Regions from separate parts of the Mus musculus genome. Here region 2 is linked to region 1. The links are chromatin loops, found by intact Hi-C in ENCODE. Cell type or tissue: left cerebral cortex. All regions are shown on one strand.

Region 1 (8,000 bases):
CCAGCTAGCCAGGCCCTTGACAAAGGAAGCCACCAGGGAGAGCAATTTAATTTCTCAAGCACCACCCCTTGATTCCAGGCCCTGGTGGAGAAAGGTAATCAGATTGGTTAGAGGCTATGTCACGAAAGCCAAGATTCATTATCTGCACACATGAGTGAGCCGTGAGGAACAGCCACGTGAGACTACGCAATCCCCAGCGGCATGTGATGTCCTCTGATGCATCTTGGTGTCTTCTCCCTTAAGCAATGAAACCAGGACCTGCCTAGGAAATCATAAAGAACCAAGAAACACAAGAAACAAATGCCCTGATGAGGATGTTTCTATGGCTTCCTGATTATTCTGATGGAAATATCTTTATTCTATACTACAACTTTTGATGATCTGGCATCTTAACCCGGCTTCCTCCCATCCCACAGATGTGCCTGAACCCTGCCCACATGGCCACAGAAGGTCGCTTTCCTGTCTCAGAAGCCAATCTATATGCCAATTATAGGGCACAAGGCTCACACCCTTTTCTTAGTTCCATATTTCTTGAACCTAACATTCTAGATTCTTCTCTAACACACCTTCTTCATTCCTCTACCTCTGCCCTGGGAGAGGAAACTCTTTCCAAAACTCCATATGCAGAACAGAGGTATCAAACCTTTAAACTCCAGTAGATGTTTGACCATCTTAGGGTCCATAGTGTTTCCTCTTCTAGAATATCTGTAGACATCCTCAAGGAGACTGCCTTCATTTTCCTTATTCTAACTGCTGATCAAAGAGCAAGGAAGGGTCTTTTCCTGTGATATTTCTCCTGTATTCTGTCTTTAGTTACCGTGGGAACTATGGACACAGAGATGAGAGGCTGTTCAACTTAATGCCCTACCTTACTTATTGGGCTCCAAATATTTCCCTTTCTAGCTACTCTCTGCCAGGAGGACTCAGGAAGATAACAGGGCTCCCTACTTCCTCTCCATCATCCCAGTCTGGCTCAAATACTGGCTCTCTCTCCTAGTACCATAGTGGGATGCAACAGGAGCATAGCTCACGGGTTAGTGGTGCTGAAGATGAACATAGAGCTATGGGGCACCATGGCTTTTCCAGTCTCTCGCTTCTCCTTCTTCTGCTTCTTCTTCTTCTCTACCTCTTCTTCTTCCTCTTTAGTCTCTGCCTCCTTCAAGGGACTGGCTTCTCCATCCGTCTTGTTGCTAACTGCAAGCAGAAAGGTTTTAATCTTCAGAAACCCGCAGACAGGTGTGCTTTTTCATTTCAGTTGGGAACAGAATGGATAGGATAGGAAGGGGATGCCAAAGATGATCTGGGAAGGTACCCTGACAGCATCAGTCCTCCAAATGAGGACTCCTCCCCAGAGGAGGACTACCTCAAGTCTTCCACTTCTTATCCCTACCCATACCCACGTTACATACTACAGCCTTTTGTGTCATAGAAGTAAGAACCATAGCTTCCCTTTTATTGCTGGACTTTTGTAGTGTCGGAAACAGCACACCACTGCAGCTACCAAGCTTTCACAATTCAGAAATTATGTCTCGACTCCACATTCTTTTTCAGCTCATCCACTGAACTTTAATTTTCATATTAACCACACCTAAGTGGTATACACTATTATTCCTATTATACAGATTAAAAAAAAACACAAAACACCTGAAGTTCAGAGTCTACATGCCTTCCCTAAGGTCATACAGCTAATCTGAAATCCTATACACCTTCAGAAGATCTCTGCAGTGGAAGATTTCAAGAAACCATTACTCTCGGCATACGGCTTCTCTGGCTGTACCTTCTCCAGCACGATGAATATAGAAATGGAAATGTAATATTCATGTGAATATATGCCTGTGACTGCGTTCCAGTGCTGGGGGGGAAGAAGCAGACAGGGGTCACGTAGCAATGTCAGGTGGCTACTTTCTGTTTCTGTGCTCAAGTAGGAGGTGGGGGGGAAGAAAGCTGTCAGTGTGGAGAGAAAGCCTGGGGAACCACCCCACCCCCACGTCCCTATGGCCAAGAAGTGGCACTACCCTGAGACTCATGGTACCTTTATGGTCCTGGCCCATGTTGGGACCTTCTAATAGCTAAGTACCTAAAATCTTCCTATCGCATACTGTACTGTGATGCAGGATCCACACCAGCCCTAGCGTGAAAACAGAGAGATGGTGAAGCTAATGTTGTTTCTTATAAAAAGAGGCTCCAAAGCACTTCTTATTTTATAAAAGTACAAAATCAGACAGACATTAAAAGTGACTGTGGACCTGCAATCCTGAAACATGCCCCAGTCCACCCCAGCAAGCACGGGGCATGGGAGATTTACAATTTTTTAAAGCTGATCTGTTGTTTCAGAGGGCAGATGATTTGAAGCAAGAGTGGAAGGGAAGCAGAGGTAGAGAGGCAGAAAGGGAGACGAGGAGACTGTCACAGGACAGAAGATGGAAAGAGAAGGAAAACACACACTGATAGAACCCCATGACCATAACCTGTGATCACAGGACAGCAGCGAGATTAATGCAGAGATGGGTGTAGGGGCAGGGATAGCCTGTGGATGAATGCAAGGATAGGGTAGGGGGCAGATTATAGGGTGTGGGATTAATGCAAGGGTGACATGTGGGGATAAGAATAAAGGGAATGAGTAAAAAGGGAAGAGGTGCAGGGTTCAAGTCAGAATGAGGAATGGGATTAAAGCAGGGAAGGGATTTAGGGCTGGGGCAGAGATTAGGTACAAGGCAGTGATTAGGGTAAGGCAATACAGGAACTGGACATAGGATTGATGTCATCATGGAATATGTGGTCAGGGTGAGGACAGGGATAACATGAATGCAAGAGAGAAATGTGGTCCAGGAAAAGGTGGGTACTGGCCCAGTAAGGTAGTAGGTTAAATGCTTTCCCCTTGAGTTTTCTGTCAGTGTTTCGAGATTAACCTCTGCATGAAAGAGTCTTGATGGGAAAGTGTGACTGAGAGCTCCTAGGAGAGAGAGAGAATTGATAGGAATAATAGAGTCAGGAAATGTTAGCGCAGGGATGATCTCAGGGGAATCTATTATAGGTGGCACCGAGGCCTCCAAAGATGCAGGCCTTTAGAGCAGAACAGTAACCATAGCAACACCTATCTGCTAGTCTACCCCAGGATATCTCCTAGTTCTCCCAGAGGTCACAAGGATGCCATCTGGTTACACCAGGACGCAACTGCCTATAAGCTCACATGTAACCACTTTGAAGACTCATAGGACCAAGTTCTACAGGATAAAAAAAAAAATACAGTTGCGGGAAGTCTAACTCTGTAGGAGAACACTGTCTCAAGACTGTGAAAAATGTTTTAGTCCTGTTGGAGTGCCTTTCTATTATTTGTTAGAGCTTTAGTAGAGGGGCCCCAGAGCCAGCTGTCTTCAGCTCCAGTTGGGTGGGAGGGGGTGACAGAACAGGGACTGTGCTCACTGTTCACCACTGTCGAGTCCACCAAGGGGTCCACATCAGGGATGGCGACCGTGACACTGGTGCTCTCCGTGGTAGCCTTGTCCATGTTGGCTGTCATGCAGGAGAGATCCGGTTCACTCTGGCTAATGCCCCGGCCCACATCCAGCTGTACGTCCCCAAGAAGGGCTTGTTCACTGCTGCCTTCAGCCTCCTGCTCTGTCAGAGCTGCATCCTTCCCCACTTCCAGCTCAGGTTGGGGCTGGACTAGAGGTGTTTCTGCTTCATCAAGAGCCCCTACCAGTCCAGAGCCCCTGGGGACCATCAGACTGTTGGTCCTGAGAATAAAGACCAAGAGATGGTTATGTTTCAGAAGCTGTTCTAGAGTGGCGGATGCACCTGGCTAAAAGGAAAGGGAGAAGGAACAGGAGCAGGCCTGACAGCATATTCTATCTTCCATCTGCATCCAGACACAGTGAGGCAAACACTCATGGGCCATGCTCACTGACTGATTCCCATCTATCCATCTATCCAGGCTCCACTCTCAGCCGAGCTGCTCTGGAATAGAACATTGTTTCCGCAGGGGTTAGGTTGCCTGTTAAATTAAGCCGTGACTTTTAGATGGTGTTTAGGCATCATCTCTATCTTATAAAAGGGAAAACGGAGGCCCATATAGGTTTCCATCACAGAATTCCTCACAGAAACCTGAACTACATCTCTTCAGTGCCCTCCTGGGACTCCTTTACCTCCTTAAGTCCTGGGTTCTCTCCTCTTCGTGGATGGTCGGCTCTTTGCTCCTGTGGCTGCTGTGAGGCTCATGTTCCTTCTCCCCCTCAACGGACACCCCTTCATCCAGACTCCGCTCCTGGCTGGCAGACCTGCTTCGGGATGCAGAGGCAGAGTCCTTGCCCTCAGTCCTGACTCGGCGATGCCGGCTTCGCCTCTGACTCTGCCTGTGCCTGGCCCGGTCCTCAAAAGTCACCACAGTCTCTCCTCCCCCAGCCTCCTGCTGGATTGGGTCACAGTTTCCATGACAGGATCTAGGCAGCCACGGTGGCTCCCGTTTGCCCAAGGACAAGGGGCTCCTCTGGTTGTCCAGGGCGCTAGTCAGGCCCCCTATGTCCCCCTTGAGGGAGCCCCCACGACTGATGCGTTCTTCTTCACACTTTTCAAGACCCAGACCTAGGGCTAGGCCCTCAATGGGCCTGGGCCTCCGATAAAGGCTGGGGTGAGCATTGAGGGGGTTGAGAGGACTCAGTGGGTTGAGTGGATTGAGGGGGTTCATTGGCGGGGCCTCCTCTTTGTTGAGGGCTTCTTGGCTAGACATTTGCATGTGCCTCCTCAGCTGGCTGGTGCGTTGTTCCCACACAGACATGTGGTGCCGGCGCCTCCGCTCCCTCCTGACAAAGAAGAAAGGGCAAGGGCTGCAGTTAGAACCTGGTAGCACATGTAGAAGTCAGAGATGGCAGCTTTACAGGGGCCATGGTGAGCAGGGGTCATGATGAAGGAGCTAATGGGAGGATCTCAGACAAGAAGCACAGAGATGCCAGGGGCAGAGTGGCTACACAGAAGAAAGTTGTCAGACCAGTACCTCCAAGTCCTGTATAGGGTATCTTTCACTTCAGTCCCTGCCTCTACAGTGCAATAGCCATTTGGTAAGGATGGGTCAGCCCAAGACTGAGCCTAGTGTCCCCAAGACCAGCGAGCAGTAAAAAGACTCACCAGCCATCCCTCCCCAGTACTCCTTTGATTAAGGGTATCAGCTGGGGTCTCTTATGTACCCACAAATGACCCTTCCTTCAAGGTCAGAAATTCTCCTCCTCTTTCCATCCAGATTTTAGCCTGGAATATCAGGGGCTGAGATGCACCATATTCAGAGACCAACAAAGATACTGACCATGGCAAGCAGCCACTATATTCTAACAATGGCAGCATCCCAGGAAAGGTAGGGAGATTGTGGGCTCCTAAAGCAACAGCTAATGAAACCCACAAAAGACTATATTCAGAGACCACCAGCAGTCGACGCCCCAACTAACTGTGGAGCATTTCAGCTCAGAGGCCCAATGAGCATTCACAAGGCAGCAGGAACACACAAACATGACACACAGAACGCAGGCGTGGGCTCCTCAGCTGGAAGGGCAGACACCCACTCCTTCCCTCACATGCCCGTGGGTACACACCCACCAACTGTTAAAGAGATATGCACATGGGCCCACACACACCTTCATGGAGGCCCACACAGAGATGTAACAGAACACCCACCAACACTAATTGCCAATGTGAACACGTGCCCACTCGCAGGCCCGACACGAGAGCAAACAACACACTTGTCACATACTTTAGACACTGATAGAAGCGCACTGAAAGGTGCAGAGTGGGGCACGTTCACAGATGTGCAGGAAACACGCATACACACCCACACACCAAGGCACACACTGACATTTACACTTGGTATCACTTTGTCCATGGTAAGGACAAAACCACATCATCCCCATGCCCACACACAGGACCACTCCCAGACACGCAGACCGGTACACACATACAGGTGGCTGCTGCGTGGCTCCCACATCGACATGTGGTGTCTTCTCCTTCTGTCTCTTCTGGGGAAGAAAAACGAACAGGTTCAGTCCACCCCAACCTATAGGAACCACAAGCCCCACAGCCACCAGATGTCCAGAGGGAAGCCAGAGTCTTTTTTGCATGTCCATGGGGCTTCCATGCACCTCTTTGCCCCCTGTAGACACCCCCACCTCGAGTGCTCCCACGGTGGCTTCTGAGTCCTTGCTATATGCAAATACCCAGATCTCATTCTTGAAGCACACATGCAAAGTCCCAGAGGATAGACTATTTCGTGTAAAATAGACCTTCCAATGCTTCACAGCATGCTGCAGTGAGTTCATACTGCCCCCTCTGGAGTCCTGCTTTGACAAGTACCCCTTCCCCACCATGTCAAGGGTGACCAAGGATATCCACACAAGATTGACTCCTAAGGTCATCACTGTATGGCAGATCCCGGCTCAATTTTATGGACCACGGAGGAAACAAATGCTCTGTCATGCACACCAGTGAGGCTATAGAGCAACCCAAGGCTAAGGACAAGGTCACACTTCAGAGGCCACAGAGCCACACTTTAGAGGATGTGAATGATTCCCCAAGGGCGAAGCCTTTAAGGTTTGCTCTATTCCTCTGGGGGAAAACACAGAATTGATTTTCTAAGACTGGTGTAAAGAAATATTACTTCTACATATGCATTGCATCCATTCAAATACACTCTCGAGGGAAGGTAAAAGTAGCAGGATAGATGAGCGTTGCAAGAGTAGAAATGAGTGTGGCAGCACAGGGTCAAAGCTAGGGTGGAGGGCAATCTAGCTGAGAACTTGCTCTAGCCTTTGAGATAGAGAACCCGGGTTCAGCCCAGTGAGCCCTGTTGGGTGTGGAAAATAGGTAAATGATGTTCTTTGTTTGAGAAGACCCCCATCAGTGTAGAACATGCCAGGCTAATGAGCTCTGCTCAACTGCTATAACTCATGCACTTGGAAAGAAGCCTTATAGAAGGGGCCAGTCTGAGGAAGCAGAGGCAGCCAGTCTATGTTCTCTTTGGGGGTATCTGGAAGAAGTACAAATGTACATGTGTACACACAAGCACTCATTGATAAAGACACCATTATAGAGATGTTGTGAGCTCCTTGGCAAAATCCATATCTCTCAGCATCAGCAGCCTATACTATAGCAGGCACGGGGCAGGGTGGGGGGCTAGAAACATTGGTAACATATAGAAATAGAAGCATACACTCTAGACAGGCAGCATGCATACCCACTGGGACAGGCACATCATATGATCTACTTGCAAATTCTTGAGTATGCAAAACACCAGCCCTCGAGGAGCATGTGTAAGTATATAGAGGGATTCTCTCTCTCTCTCTCTCTCTCTCTCTCTCTCTCTCTCTCTCTCTCTCTCTCTCTCTCTCTCTCTCTCTGAGACACACACACACACACACACACACATTTCAAGCAAAAGAGAAACTAATCTTTTTCATACAGCCAGACACATACTTAACACTTGATTTTTACCTCTCTATTCATGTAGGTAACATCCCAAATTTGCGCTCATACCCTCAAACCACACAGACAAGTAGCCACTAACTTCAACTCATATGCATGTGATCTGGTATATATCCCACAATAGCCTTGTGAAGCAGAAAGAACAGTTGTCCTTCTCATTCCAAACGTGGGGAAACAGAGGCTCTGCGGAACTAAGAGGTCCTCTTTAACGCCACGGAGCATCTTTTTGACAGAATTAAGGCTAACAGTGGAATGCTTGGGTTTGTGATAATGTTCTTTCCAAGGTTATGTGCTTACCAGAAATCAGTTGAATGAGCTGCACACCTGAGCAAGGCATGCATCCCTTGTGGTTACCCATAGCAACAATAAACACCACATTACCATGTGGACAGCAACCCAAGTTCTTGGTGTCATCTTCTTGAGGATGCTTGCAGCATCTGCGTCACCTTCACTCTGCACTGGTGTTCACTGCTTGGTTCCCACAGCCCTGTGCCTACCCATATTTCATTCATTCTTCCATTCCATAAATAGTTCCTACT
Region 2 (8,000 bases), 260 kb after region 1:
CATGGGTCTACTCTTTGGAGCTTCTCATCTGGCAAATCCCTCCCAGAACCTCAACTTCTCTGCTGGCAGACAGTGCAAGTGTCTTCCCAGCTGGTAGGAATGGGAGCAGAGGGACTGGCTTAAGTGGTGGAAAAGAGAGAACTGATTATGAAAGAATCCTTGAGATTTGAGGTAAGCCAAACCACATGGAGTGCAGCTTCTGAAAGGGTTAGGACTTTGGGGGTGGCCAAGAAACAGACAAAGCCCAGAAAGAGGCAGATGTCTCCACACCAGGCACCTAAGTACACTTAGAGATTTCCACATGGAAAATAATCCCCAAAACCAAAAGTCTTACCTTGAAAACCACTACTGCCCAAATAGGTCTCCGGGGCATCAGGCTTGCCCCGTGAATGCAACAAGGTAGGGTGCACTTGAGCAAAGGGGCAAATTTTGGCACCAGGAAGGGGTGGGGAATAGATTCCATGCTAGGTGCCCCCCCTCACCCGATGGAATGCAAAGGGGGAGAGGGAAGTCATGGTGGGTAAGAAAGGATATGGCCAATCGATGAGCTTCTTGGCGTATTTCCTGACAATGTTATCTTCTCCGAAGATGAACAGGGATCTGTTGACCGTGAAACAGTTCTGCCGGACTGGTATGGGGTTGTACAAAGCCATAGTCCGCGCCCTCTGCGCTTTTGACTGCTTGTAGGCGGCCGCCGGCCCCGAGGCCGGGACGGGGGTTCCTTGTCGGTTCCTGCTCTGGTCCGAGTCTCCATCGCCTGAGCCTGGCCTGCCAACGACCACCGCCTCCCCGAAGCGAGCCATCCTGAAGTTTAAACAGACAGAAGACACACAAAGGTGATCGCCGAACACCCGCACACAACAAGAGGCAGAAAAGACACAGGCAGGCTCAGAGCCTTATCCACACAGGCGCAGGGACCACCGCCTCTGGGGACCCCTGCAGGCTCTTCAGCCCTGCTCTGAACTGTTGAATCTAAAGGCAACCTCTGCGAAGCTCCATTCCTCAAGAAAAAAAAAGAAGAAGAAGAAGAAGAAGGGGGTAGGGCTTCTAGAGGGAATATTTTCCCCCAAAATGCCAGCGTGGGGTGGTGTTCAGGGACCGGAGAGGGGTGGAGAAGGTCGGTCCTCAAACATAGCTCCTCTTCTGGCACACGTACCACCTGGCTGAGAGAAAGGCAGGCACTGGTCCGCTAGGTAACAGTTTGCTGATTTATTGGTCGGGGTGAGGGGTAGAGAGGAAGAAGGAAATGAAAACAAAAGAACTTTGAAAAAAATGAAAAGAAAAAAAGACAAGGGCCAGCTACGGTGACATGCTTTAGAACGCCAGCCCCTGCAAGTCCATCTAAGAAATTCCACAGCCAAGACTTGGCTCTTTAAATCTGCCAGCGGAGATGCATCCAAAGGTTGGAGAGAGGGAGATGGAGGTGGGGGGGAGAGCGGTACTAAGGTTCCTGCGTAAACCGCATCGCCCGAAAAATGAAGATGAGAAGTCGAACCAGCCGGAGAGGGGCAAATGACTTCACAGCTCCTGCTTTTGGGGTAGAAGTTGAGCAGCAACCAGAGAGCAGCGAAGCCCAAGTGCCAGCATCCGCCCAGAGCGCTCGCCGCTGCCGCCGCCGCCGCCGCCTCCCAGGATCAGCATGCAACAGCGATCCGCGGCTGCGCCGGGAAGAGGGTGGGAGAGCGAGCGAGCGAGCGGGCGGGCGGTCGCAGTGAGGAACAGGTTGCAGTCAGCCTAGCTAGTGATGGCAGGGCATAGGACTTAATCCACATACCGAACTTCCTCACCAAAGACCAGCTCTTTCTCCTCCCGGCCTTCCTGGCTACAGAGAGCAGAGACGATGCTTAAGGGCAGGTTGAGGAGCACAGCGCAGCAGCGCAGCAAGGTGGCCAAGGATCCGAGAGAGACGCGGGGGCGGGGCTCTCAGAGTCCAGCGTGGTGAGGCTGGTTTGGCTTGTGAATTCGTTTGACTGAAGGCTACCTAGGCAAGGGTCCAAGGAAGAGTCGCGGTTCCCTCAGGAGATGGAAAAGAGAGGCCCACTGAAGCTGGTGATGCCTGCAGACTCTCTGCAACAGATCAAAGACCTGTCCAGGAACACTCTCTTTGGTCCTAGGAAGGGTACTCAGGGCTGTGCCTCTTTCCATACTCTGCATAGGGTTCTGCTCGCCACTGCTCTAGTGGAGAGTAGGGACTTGTGCACCCCACCCTAGGATCTTGTAGCCTCTGCTTTGGATCTCCTAGGTTCCACTACCATCAACAGGGATCCCCAGGGCAAAGAGAGTGCCCTCTTCCTAAACCAACACTTAACAGACCTCATAGAGAAGTACCTCTGCTTCTCTGGGACCTTCTGTCCTATGGACCCTAAGGGACCTTACAAAGCAGCCTTCTAGATTGGGTTCCACTTTCCTCCTGGCAGGTGGCCCAGATATTCCAATCCCCAGACAGAGAGCCTAAGCAAAGTGCCCTCAAAATCCTAACAAAGGGGGTTTCCCACCCACCACCACCTTTTACTTTCAACCAAGGTCCATTGATCTTCTCAAACCTATGTCATTTTAAAAAAAAAAGTGTCTGAGCTGCAGAGGGAGGACATGTAGTCCAGAGAAAGAAGCTCTGTGTTTAACAATCTAGTCCTTGCCTACAGGAGACTCCGTGGACAGTCTATCCCTGTCCCCTCCCATCATCTGCACTGTCTGGAACATACTTTCCTTGACTTATGTTCACCCTTGGCTTCAACACATAGTTGTATCCATAACCTTTCTACGGAAGCGAAGGAAGCGCTGAGGGCAAGGGCTGGCTGAAGACGTAAGCAAAGGCAAACCAAAGCCCCAGTGTTGGAAGTCACCATGAGGGCAGCGCCACCTCGGCAGGCCTGAAAGGCAGTGTGTGAAATTAACTGATTAAGAGATAAAGTGGTGTCTGGGTGTTGGGCACGTGTATTCCTACTTGTATGTGTCTGTGAGTGTCTATGTGTGTGCACTGATACATGTCTGTTGTATGAGAATGTTGAGTGTGTAGGTGTGTGTGACAGAAAAGGGTCTGTGTACAAGAAATGCAAAGAAATGGCCTCAACACAGGGATGCCTTGCAATCACCCCTGCCCTCAGGAAGCGAGTGTTGACCCTGGGATTCATCGGAGATCATTTCAGATCAAATCTCGGCTGGAAGTGTGCCAGTGCCACCTGTTATTGTGATCTCACTTTGCCGAGGAGCTTATTAGGAGACAGAGTAAAGGAAGGTGGCTGTGAAGTCTCACTAGATGGTCACCTAGACAGAGTGGCTATCTCAGAGCTCTGTAAACTTCACGGGACTAAAAAAAATCTGATCTTCCATAGCAGAGGAGCCATACAAACCATTCATTTAGCAAATATATTTGCGTACATTCCCCACAACAGACACTATTTTAGACATTGGGGATTAAATAATGAGCCATATGGATGATGACATAAATGATGTGTCTTTCATAACTTCCACGAGATTGTATAGCCTAGCAAGCTCTGCTCTAAAGCTCACTTCAAGGATGAGACATAACACCTTCCTCATCATGCCTCTGTGTCTGTTTGCTAAACAGGGCACACTAGCCTTTTACCTTCCACAAGTACTTCCGAGAAAGACTAAGGACTCCTGCCTTGTCTCTTTACCCAGTAAGCCAAAATCTAGTACTGATTCGGGTTCCTCTTTCTTCCATACTCTGTGAGTCCTGTGACTGCTGAATTCTTTAGAAGCCTAGAATATGCAAGACAATACACTGGCCACACTGGGACCTCATGGGGCTGAGCCTAGCCTTCCTGCATTCCCACGGAGCAGGCTTTACCAACATCTAGGCAGAGTTTACTCGGGAGCAGGAATGGCTCTGTGGTAGAGTTCATTAGGATTCTTGGAGAAGCAGTCCCAGAGGGCCAGGGAAAATATTATGGCATCAGTAGGTTTAGAAGGGGGCTTGGTTTAAGGGCAGCAAAGCTGAGGCGTGTTCTTCTCTTTTCCCCTTCAACCTGAATGTCACAGCTTTGAGAGCTTTAAGACCTCTGGGTCTCTATACTGGCTTCCTTCTCTTCACTTTGCAACTTGTCAGGTGGATACCGTTTTAAAGATTAAATTGCACCAGCGATTGTTATAGCTACCAGTGTACATAAGCCCTACAGCAGGGCACTACTATAGCCCTCACAGCCCAGAGGAGCGTGAATTAAGGTGCTGATTCAGACCACAGAACAGCAGAGCTTCGGAGTCATGAGGTGTTGGTTCCGATCTGATAAAAGGCAGAGTGTAAACATCTAATGGATCTGATTTTCAGTTTCTAATAGCCATGCTACATAATTGCAACGTGTATATCATCAAGTGGAGACACAATGATGCTAAGCCTGTGGATGCCCTGCCTCCTACTCTCAAGATGAATTCTGACCGGTGCCTAAATATTCCAGGAACCACACTAAAGGGAACTATCAGGAGTGGCCAGAACATTGCCATCATGATCCTTGTATGGAAATCTGGTAAGTATGTTTCCCCCTGGTTTTACTGTTCTCTTAAAGACCACAAATGGAAGTGTGGAGAAGCAGCAACTGATCAGAACTCTGGAAACCAGTTTTAAAACCCTTGGAAAACCCTTTTCTCAGCCTCAGGGAGCCAGAAGTCTTATTTCCCTGTTGCCAGAGCACCATCTACTGGTCACTCCTGAGACAGCACTCTGAGTACAAGTACTTAGCAATACAGTACCTCAGGAACCAACCTTGAGAGCTCAGAAGTCCTAAATCAGTCACCAGCTCTATGCCACTCTCAGTGGAACTTTGTCGAGATCTACACCCTCCATTTCACACTACCAGCAATTCCTCTCACAGCTCCCAAGAAGTTCATACCCCCTTATTGGGCACAAGGTTACCAACACACACACACACACACACACACACACACACACACACACACGGGAGGGAGGAGCAGAGGGGTGAGGAGGAGAGAGAGAGAGAGAGAGAGAGATCGGGGGTGAGGGATGCTCAGGATGTAGCAGCCAAATGTTCTGCATGTTTCCCTGCAAGCTGTGATCTGCAGACTCAGAATTCAATAGGAGCAGAGGAAGCCACTGAAAAACTTTCCCAGATTATTGAACATATACAGATTATTACATTTCAGAATCCTTTTTCCTGTATCCCTGATACTCCTGTGAACAATTCAACTGTCAGACAAGATCGAGGAAGACTGACAGGAGTATTTTCAGCCTCGTATGTAAGAGAAGGGAGGCAAAGCCATTTCAGTATCCCCAGACCAGGCAGGCCGTGGAGCACATGCCAAGGCATACAGAGTGGTGAGTTGAGAATCTACCCCATTCATTCACAAAGATCTTTCCAGACCTCACAGGCTTTGGGCCCTCTTCATATAAGATTTTAGCCACTCATTGAGGAATCTGAAAATCTGGGCCTTGGCTGAAGACATGTTCCCCTCCCACCAATCCTGATCACTCTGCCTTGCCAATTACACTCGGGTGGCTTGTGCTTAAACTATCAGAGGCCCCTTTGTTCTATTTTCTCCTTATTGAGCTTTTCCAAGAAATAGACTCTTATGCAAAACAGTGCTCTAAGGAACATAATGCAGAGAGGGCTTGGGAGTGGGTTCCTAAGACAAAGTTGGCAGGAAACCTTGTGCAAATGCACAGCGGAGCAGAAGAGCAGGATGGAAATGCAGACATCTCGGGAGGCTGCTGGCATTCACAGCACCGCACAGCCTTGACTCTGGCGGAAAATGGAATTTCACATCCTTATATAACAATGTCCAGCCCTGGAACGAGCATCTCGCAGACCTGGGTTTAAGGAACCACAGAATACCAGTACCTATCAGTTGATCAAACAGCTGGAACTTGCCCAAAGGAATTTTTGAACCTATCACTTAATGGTAACTCAACACCTCTTCAGTAATAACAGCACTAAGGACATCTTACTGCTTCTTTGCTGCAGAGATGTGAGACATATTCTATTTGTTATCTGAGGCCCAGAAAGTAAGGGACTTTTCCAGTGACAGAGAGCTGGGAAACAGCAGTCAGCTCTCCTGATAATAATAAGCCTCAGATTCCTTATTGCAGTGGCTGCTGTTAAGGTGATGTATGTCAAACAATGTCTTCCTTGCTTAAGAGTTAGGTCACAGACATGAGGTTAGTATTGCAGAAGAAAGGCATGAAGTTAAGTTAAGAGTCTCCCAGGGGATTAAATAAGAATACACCATACCAATAGACTGTTATGAAAGAGTGTTCGTTGATCTGTATATAGCTCTTGGAGTGGCACCTATCACACAGTAAGTGCTGTGTAAGTGTCTTTCCCATGTCTTGTCTATGTCACTGAAAGTGGGATAACACACAACAGGCACCTTGTGACTAATGGGTAGCTTTCTGTTTCAGAAAGGACAGAATACAGTCATTGAATGGCTTTGGTTTGAGGGCTGGGGGTAGATTGGGGAGTAGAAACATATAAGTGCCTAAGATATGGTCAAAAAAGGAATAAAGCTAGGTGTGGTGTTATATACCTGTAATTCCAGCACTCGGGAAAAGGGAGGCAATCAGATTCCCACTTTGAGATCAGTCTGGGATACACAGTGAGCCCTATCTCCCAAACTCAAGGATGGGGATGTGGCCCAGTGGCAGAGTGCTTATCCAGCATGTACACAGCCCTTGGTTCAATACCCAGCAGAAAGAGAAAAGAAAAGGGCAAGACTGGGGCAGTATCAGAAATCCAAAGGCCCATGCTACTTGAGAGGGCTGGATGTTTACTGATTCATGAATTCATAAACCACTTGGCACATATTCATAAAGCCCTTTTCATGTGCTGGACATTTCTCTTGGACTTCTGGAGCTCAAAGATAAACTAGAAATGGTCTAAGAACTCTAAGAACATAGAGTTTAAAGGATAAACAGTGGAGACCGTTTCCTGAAAGGCTCTCTCCTAGAAATAGGACATGGAGTGCACAGAAAGAGACTAAGAAGAAGACAGTCCTTTCAAATGGAGGCAACCAGTGAAAGCAATCAGTCCATGATGCCCCAGTATTGTAGCCTGGGAGGACAACCCACCATATGAGAGCTCCGGCTGGAAACTACATACAAGATACATGGGGTCGACTATGCCACCTGCATTTCTATTTGCATGCCCCGTGTCTGGAATCACAGAGATGTAGCCTCACTTCTTTAATCCTTTTTTTTTTTTTTTGGCATCAAATGAGATCACTGTTCAGCCTGAATGAACAAGCAAATATGTTGACCTACTAGATGTTAACTGCCATTTGGAAAGTCAACGGCAGCGATTTAGAGCCTTTGACTGGAAAGACTGGATCTTGGCCCCATCTCTGCCCTCCTCGCCTCCTCACCTAGAGGACCACTTGTGCTGCTCTGCCAAGGTCAAGGTAAGTGAGAGAGACTCAGCAGAGCTCCTGTGCCTGCTACTGAGGGTGATCAGAGAGTAGGAACCACTAACCGAAGCAGCCCGCCCCCCTCACCCCACCCTCTTGGCCTCTTGTTTCAGGAAACACATCAATGGAGCCCACATTCTGCAAAGCTCACTCAGCCTACTTGGGCTTAGATTGATTCATCCATTCTACAAATATATAATGAGTGCAGTCTGTGTACCTGGTACTGTGTTAGATGCCAGAACAAGTAAGGGGGTGCCTAGGAAGGGAAGGGTTCAGTGTGGACGCTGCAACTGCCACGCCTGTCTAGCTAGCTCCCCTTTCTGAAGGATTCTCTTGAAGGTTATGCTCCCAGAGCAGAGAAAGCAGCTTACAGCTGAAGCCGAGCCTTAGGAGGAGCCTGAGACCAAAAGACTGTTTACCCATCGTGCCTCTCTTGGTGCCCTCTGGGTGGGAACCAACAGCAGATTAAGTCACCAGCTGTCCATCACTGCACCCTCTCTCCCCCAGCCTCTCCTACACTGAGCGGCTGGTTGCACCCACTCGGTATAAAATAATCGGAGTGAATAAGGCATCTCCACATGATACGGACTCGAGGGCAGTTTTGAAATGTACACCTGTGAAGGACA

What was found. Hi-C counts contacts between places; a loop is a spot of excess contacts. Peaks named below come from ENCODE experiments on the same cell type or tissue, not always from the same donor. Only the 100,000 strongest peaks of a DNase experiment are listed, where the experiment ranks them.
Region 2: it touches region 1 in a loop (2.8-fold over the local background); 2 of 42 quality-filtered maps call a loop at or near these places.

What each region holds. Positions count from the first base shown.
Region 1 is chr1:154,467,915-154,475,914 of GRCm38, forward strand. Cacna1e (calcium channel, voltage-dependent, R type, alpha 1E subunit) reads right to left here. Exons shown (of 47, transcript NM_009782.3): 19 at 5,943-5,999; 20 at 4,146-4,799; 21 at 3,424-3,737; 22 at 1,032-1,194. Among named protein-coding and RNA genes, the nearest start is that of Gm30465, 210 kb to the left of the region's middle. In left cerebral cortex, no CTCF peak of the experiment used is centred here; DNase peaks (open chromatin) are centred at 4,760, 5,540, 5,784 and 7,178; H3K27ac peaks cover 195 bases.
Region 2 is chr1:154,725,117-154,733,116 of GRCm38, forward strand. Cacna1e (calcium channel, voltage-dependent, R type, alpha 1E subunit) reads right to left here and starts at 804. Exons shown (of 47, transcript NM_009782.3): 1 at 535-804. The coding sequence starts at 803. In left cerebral cortex, CTCF peaks have their summits at 1,889 and 4,652 (motif pointing left); DNase peaks (open chromatin) are centred at 70, 485, 735, 831 and 4 more places; H3K4me3 peaks cover 2,316 bases; H3K27ac peaks cover 2,620 bases.